Regions from separate parts of the Homo sapiens genome. Here region 1 is linked to region 2. Evidence: chromatin contacts called from ENCODE Hi-C data. All regions are on one chromosome and are shown on one strand. Each heading gives the region's core, a stretch centred on a gene start or an enhancer-like site at or near the end of the contact. The rest is flanking DNA. Distances are from core to core; before and after follow the strand shown.

Evidence for each region. Hi-C counts contacts between places; a loop is a spot of excess contacts on that map. Pooled maps may share reads with other maps.
Region 1: a loop to region 2 is called in a pooled map, with 9 times the contacts of the local background. The contact joins the promoter of MAGEE1 here to the enhancer-like site in region 2. A Hi-C loop is called at or near these places in 5 of 50 pooled maps.

What each region holds. Positions count from the first base shown.
Region 1 is chrX:76,426,101-76,429,762 of GRCh38, reverse strand. It overlaps MAGEE1 (MAGE family member E1), which reads right to left and starts at 2,053. Exons shown (of 1, transcript NM_020932.3): 1 at 1-2,053. The coding sequence starts at 1,832. RefSeq lists enhancers at 1,196-1,325, 1,796-2,005.
Region 2 is chrX:75,744,803-75,748,221 of GRCh38, reverse strand. All of the region lies in intron 3 of LOC107985664 (a long non-coding RNA gene), which reads right to left. Among named protein-coding and RNA genes, the nearest start is that of MAGEE2, 39 kb to the left of the region's middle. Within about 2 kb of position 1,306, at least 3 of the 41 ENCODE cell types and tissues checked have a DNase peak (open chromatin) inside an H3K27ac peak, as active enhancers do.

The sequences.
Region 1 (3,662 bases), core at 804-3,303, 680 kb before region 2:
CCCATCCTCCAGAGCATTTCCCAAATCTCAGCCTCCTTGGCTTGGTTGCCATTCAGGAATATTTGGCCTAGAATCATCATCAGGAGGCCCATCTTTGGCCCATTTGGGCTCTCTTCTAACCCTTCAAAGGGCACAGGTCCCAGTTTGTTTAACAGAATGTAGGTGTGTGCCTCAGGGTCAAGTTCTCTCAATTCAAACCTAAAAATGCACTCCAGGTGGGCTGCTGCTCGCCTGAGTATCTCAGGAAACTGGTTGCGATATTCTTTAACAATATATTCCCGCATTTCAGACTCCCGGATAGGGTACTTGCTCTGATCCTTCACCAGCAGGAACTGCAACAGCTCAGCTACGTTCTGTTCCATAGGGTCTTGGGGCTTCAGGGTAATTGCAACCCGGGAAGTATTGAGGCCCATAATACTAATGGAGTTGGGGCTCTCACAGTCTCTCAGGACCTCGAATTCTATAGGGCCTTCTGCACCCTTAGGACCCTCAGAATCTGAGTCCACGGAGGCCTTGGTTACCCTAGGGCTTGGCAAAACAAGGGAACACTTGGAGGGGTTCCGGTCCACAGAAGCACTAGAGCTAAACAATGTGCTCGGGCCCTCACCAGGGTTAGGCAGCACGGAGCTTCCCGGTCCGTCAGGGGCGGTGGGCTGCACTAAGGTGCTTGCGCCCTCACCAGGAGTGGGCGGCACGGAGGTGTCCGATCCATCAGAGGCGGTGGGCGGCACAGAGGTGCTCAGTCCCTCACCGGGGATTGGCAGTACGGAAGTGCTTGGTCCCTCACCGGGAGTGGGCGGCACGGAGGTGCTCAACTCCTCAGTGGCGGTGGGCGGCACGGAGGTGCTCAGTCCCCCACCAGGGGTGGGCGGCACGGAGGTGCTCGATCCCTCACCAGCAGTGGGCTGCACGGAGGTGCTCAGGCCCTCGGTGGCGGTGGGGGGCACGGAGGTGCTTGATCCCTTACCGCGGGTGGGCACCAAGGAGATGCTTTGTCCGTCAGAGGCGGCGGGCAGCACGGAGGTGCTCGGTCCCTCACCAGGAGTGGCCGGCACGGAGGTGCTCGGTCCCTCATCACGGGTGGGTGGCACGGGGGTGCTTAGGCCCTCAGTGGCGGTGGGCGGCACGGAGGTGCTCGGTCCCTCATCAGGAGTGGCCTGCACGGAGGTGCTCAGGCCCTCAGTGGCGGCGAGCGGCACGGAGGTGCCTGGTCCCTCACCAGGTGTAGGCAGCACGGAGGTGCTTGGTCCCTCATCAGGGGTGGGCACCACGGAGGTGCTTGGTCCCTCATAGGCTGTGGGCGGCACGGAGGTGCTCGTTCCCTCACCAGGGGTGGGCGGCAGGGAGGTGCTCGGTACCTCAGAGGCGGTGGGCGGCACGGAGGTGCTAGGTTCCTCAGAGGAAGTGGGCGGCCTGGAGGTGTTCCGGCCCTCAGAGGCGGCAAGCGTCACAGAGGTGCACAGCCCCTTAGAGATGGTGGGAGGCCCGGAGGTGCTTAGGCCCTCACTGGGGGTGGGCAGCACGGAGGTGCCAGGTCCCTCAGAGATGGTGGGCTGCCCGGAGGCGCTTGAGGCCTCAGAGATGGTGGGCGGCACAAAGGTGCTTGGGCCCTCAGCGGAGGTGGGCAGAACGGAGGTGCTTGGGCCCTCAGAGGCGCAGAGGCCCTGGAGGATCTGGGAATCGCTGGGACCCTGGGGGACGTCTGAGCCTGGCACATCAGCGGGGAGACCGGGGGCATTAGGGGCCTGCATTTCGCCCCAGCTGCTGTTGTGCGCAGTAGCCTTTGCAACGCGGCGGCGGCGGCGGCGCGAATTCTGGCTTACCAGAGACATGGTCCTGCCCACCGGCGTTGGCGTGTAGGAGCAGACACCGACAGGCCCGCGATCTGGCAGAGAGGACGGGAGGTGTGTAGGTGCCTCGGCACAAAACTGCCGCTAGCGGTAATGATGTTGCTGCTGCTGCCAGAACCAAAGTTCCAAGCAACTGCTGAAGCTGAAATTAGAGGTGGTGAAAAAGGCAGGCACTGGCCAGCAGTGAATGCTAGTCTCACTGTACTCTGCTTCTCACACCCCGCCCTCTGCCGCAGTCCGCGCAGGCGCAGACTGGCTCTGCGGCAAGGCGAAATCGCCCCGCCCCGCCCCTCCCCTGGGCCTGAGAAAGTGGATGCGGTGGTTCTGCACCAAAGGAGAGCACTAGCAGAAGGGAAACTTTGGTAGGGTGAAGCAAGGAGCTTAGAGTAGATGCATTAGGGAGTAAAAATGGAAATAATAATAAATACTTCTCAGATTTAGGGTACGATTGGAGGGCTTCTACACAGAGTGCCAGGCACTTAATAGATTCTCAAAATTGGTAAATATCATTGAGATTTGCAGTTTTCCCGAAGCTGTTTCAAAGAAAATGTGCATTGTCTCTGGAAGGGTAGAACCCCCATCCCTGACCATGTCTCTTCTATCACTTTCTCCATTTATGTGTCTAACTCCTCCCCTAATGTTGTGAGCTAGAAAGAACTCTTTCCTAGAGGGTCTGAATGCCTGAAATTTAGTACCAATTAGGGAGCTTCGAACACGCTTGAAAAGCCCAACATTCCCAGCCCAAACTTTCCCAGTCACCCAGGCTTTAGTGGGAAAGCCACTAAAACTCTTGAAAATTTGTTTAATTCTTTCACTCCACAATCACCTGCTCATTTAATAGAGCTTTTGTGAAAGTCAGTTGAGATACCGAGTGTTAAGGGATGTGTTACCTGCTCTGTTTTGCTCTATTACTCTAGCACTTTTGAGCAGATCCAACCCTGATCCCTTTATTCATTCACTCAACAAACACTGGTCATCTATCCCGAAGTTACAGTTAATCTCTTTGTCATCAAGGAGCACCCGATGTAAAAATGGGAGTCAGAGAAAAAGTAAAGCTAAATTTTCTAGAAGTTTGTAAAGAATGCAGGGGATGGCAGGGTCAGTTCTACCTGTAGATGCAGAAAAGGCTTCATAAAAGAGGAGATGTTTAAAAAGATGAGTGGGTAGATATTTACCAAAAGGACAAGGATGAGAAAATCATTCCAACTGAGAGTAGCACGGCAGCAGTGAGTAAGAAAGAAAACACTGAAGAGGACGGGCAGGCTGTTTTTAGAAGTAGGGGAGAGAGAGAGAGGAAGAGAGATAGAGGGAAAACACTAACTTTCTGACACTCACACAACCACTACAATTCAGCTTACCACTATTGACCCTTTATTGATATGTTTATATCTTGCTGCAAACATTTATTATATGTTGTCTTTCTTTATATCTTCTCAAAAATCTGGGAGTATACTTTTGTCTTTTTTTCTTTTTTTTTATACTTTAAGTTTTGGGGTACATGTGCAGAATGTGCAGATTTGTTACCTAGGTATACACGTGCCATGGTGGTTTGCTGCACCCATCAACCCATCATCTACATTAGGTATTTCTCCTAATGCTATCCCTCCCCTATCTCCCCACCTCTTGACAGGCCCTGGTGTGTGATGTTCCCCTCCCTGTGTCCATGTGTTGTAATTGTTCAATTCCCACTTATGAGTGAGAACGTGTGGTGTTTGGTTTCCTGTTCTTGTGTTAATTTTCTGAGAATGATGGTTTCCAGCTTCATCCATGCCCCTGCAAAGGACATGAACTCATCCTTTTTTATTGCATAGT
Region 2 (3,419 bases), core at 57-2,556:
GCTCAGAAGTGGAAAGGGACTAGAACTAAATCACATGCTAGGTTAGCAGCAGAGCTGTGAGTGGAGTTCAAGGCCCTGCATCACCATGTCAGAGCTCTCTCTCTGACTCCCATCGACCTCCAGATAGAACCCAGGATGGTCAACCCCCGCCCCCCATTTTACAGATGAAATGAATCCCAGAAAAGGGAAGAAAACTGGCCAGGGTAACACAGTTTCTTCTGAAATGAGAACACAGTTCTCCTGGCTTTTAAAGTGGATCAGGTAAATGGCCAGTCAGTCAAAAATTAGGTCAGAGACAATGGAAACAGACAAAGGAGCACCATACTTTACAGGAATTCTACACAATTTATAAGCCAGGGTAAAAAAAGATTCTCAGTGATTCTAAGTGATGGGAAGAAATGGGTGCCATTAAAAGAGAGAGAGGGGAAAAGGAACAAAGGAGAAAAAGGGACACAGAAAAGCTCCCCTGTATACGACTGTGATTTTCTTTGGAAACAGTCCCTTCCTTGAGCAACAGGTAGAAATAAGATTCAGAGGTTTTCCTCCCAGAATATCTTGCTAGAGAACCTAGGGGAGTGTGATGCTAATTTGCAGGTGTCTGAGCAGCCTCTCATCAGCGTATAGATAAAAAAAAAAATTAGTACATCAGAGTGAAGAAATGACATCCCCAATATCAGACTCTGCTTTAAGGTCAAAGCTGTTAGTGGATCCCAGCCCTTAGGATGACCTTGACAGGGCTCTGTCTAGCAGGAGTGGAGGCAGCAGGAAGAGCACTCTCTATGTGCCTGGCACTTCCATGAGGAGATTATGATTACACCTGGGAGTCAGGGGACATGATGAGAGAGAGGCATCCCCCATGCACTTTCCTGAAAGAACCTGGTTCCCCTTCCTCTGGTCTGTGGGCAAAGGATACATGGCTTCAACCATTAAGACTTTAAAGTACAGCCGGAGAAAATAATGACTGTGGTCAGTATTGACACCGAAACAGTTAAAAGCACTCGCTCCCTCCCACCGTCCGCTGACGTAGAGGGCCGGAGGTGGCGGCGGCGGCGGCGGAAGCGGCAGCGGCAGCAGCGGCGGCGGCGGCGGCAGCGGCGGCTGCTGCGGCGGCGGCCGCGGCGGCGGCGGCGGTGGCGGCGGCGGCGGCGGCGGATGCCTGCGTCCCAGGCTCGCGGGCGGCAGGCCCGGGTGAGTGCACACCCGGCGCGCGGCCGGGCTCCCGGATGTGTTACCTGGTCCCGCTGCAGCCGAGATGCCAGGGGAGCGGGGCCTTCCACACCCCTCCGTGTGTGCGTGACTTGTGCATCACGGACAATTTTGCTGAGGGAGATTTCACTATGGCGGATTATGCCTTGTTAGAAGATTGCCCTTACGTGGACGATTGTGTCTTTGCTGCTGAATTTATGACCGATGATTATGTTCGTGTGACTCAGCTTTACTGTGATGGGGTGGGTAAGCAATATAAAGATTATGTCCAAAGTGAGAGGAATTTAGAATTTGACATCTGCAGTATATGGTGTAGTAAACCAATTTCTGTCCTGCAAGATTATTGTGATGCCATTAAAATAAACATCTTCTGGCCACTTCTGTTTCAACATCAAAACAGTTCTGTAATATCACGATTGCATCCCTGTGTGGACGCCAACAATTCACGTGCTTCCGAGATAAATTTGAAGAGATTACAACATCTTGAGTTGATGGAAGATATTGTGGATTTGGCAAAGAAAGCTGCTAATGATTCACTCCTTATTGGAGGCTTATTGAGAATTGGTTATAAAATAGAAAATAAAATCTTGGCAATGGAAGAAGCTCTGAATTGGATAAAATATGCAGGCGATGTAACAATTCTAACTAAATTAGGATCAATTGACAATTGTTGGCCTATGTTAAGTATTTTCTTTACTGAATACAAGTACCACATAACTAAAATTGTAATGGAAGACTGCAATTTGCTTGAAGAACTTAAAACCCAAAGTTGTATGGATTGTATAGAGCAAGGAGAACTAATGAAAATGAAAGGAAATGAAGAGTTTTCCAAAGAAAGATTTGATATAGCTATTATCTATTACACCAGAGCCATTGAATATAGACCTGAAAACCACCTTCTTTATGGTAACCGAGCTCTTTGTTTTCTTCGTACTGGACAGTTTAGAAATGCACTTGGTGATGGAAAGAGAGCCACTATTCTGAAGAACACTTGGCCAAAGGGTCATTATCGTTATTGTGATGCTCTTTCTATGCTGGGGGAATATAACTGGGCCCTGCAAGCAAACATAACAGCTCAAAAACTCTGTAAAAATGACCCTGAGGGAATCAAGGATCTAATTCAGCAGCATGTAAAGTTACAAAAACAAATAGAAGACCTACAAGGTCGAACAGCAAATAAGAATCCAATTAAAGCCTTTTATGAAAACAGGGCCTACACACCTAGGAGTTTATCAGCACCTGTATTTAGTACTTCACTTAACTTTGTGGAGAAGGAAAGAGATTTCAGAAAAATTAATCACGAAATGGCTAACGGTGGTAATCAGAATCTAAAGGTGATGGATGAGGCATTGATGGTAGATGATTGTGACTGTCATCCTGAATTTTCACCACCATCAAGTCAGCCTCCGAAACATAAAGGAAAACAAAAATCTCGAAACAATGAATCAGAAAAGTTCAGTTCTAGTTCACAATTGACTTTACCAGCAGATTTGAAGAACATCTTGGAGAAACAGTTTTCTAAATCTTCCAGAGGTGCACACCAGGATTTTGCTAATATAATGACAATGCTGAGAAGCTTAATTCAAGATGGCTATACAGCCTTATTGGAGCAGCGTTGCCGCAGTGCCGCACATGCCTTTACAGAGTTGCTGAATGGTTTAGATCCTCAAAAAATAAAGCAATTGAATCTGGCCATGATTAACTATGTCTTGGTTGTCTATGGACTTGCCATTTCACTCCTTGGAATAGGACAGCCTGAAGAACTATCTGAAGCTGAAAACCAGTTTAAGAGGATTATTGAACACTACCACAATGAGGGACTTGATTGCTTGGCCTACTGTGGAATTGGAAAAGTATATTTGAAAAAAAACAGATTTCTAGAAGCTCTCAATCACTTTGAGAAAGCAAGAACCTTGATTTATCGTCTTCCTGGAGTGTTAACTTGGCCCACAAGTAATGTGATTATTGAAGAGTCTCAGCCAGAAAAAATAAAGATGCTGTTAGAGAAATTTGTTGAAGAATGCAAGTTCCCTCCAGTGCCAGATGCCATTTGTTGCTATCAGAAGTGCTGTGGATATTCTAAGATCCAGATATACATAACTGATCCAGACTTTAAGGGTTTTATACGCATCAGCTGTTGCCAGTACTGTAAAATAGAATTTCACATGAATTGCTGGAAGAAGTTAAAAACCACAACCTTTAATGATAAAATT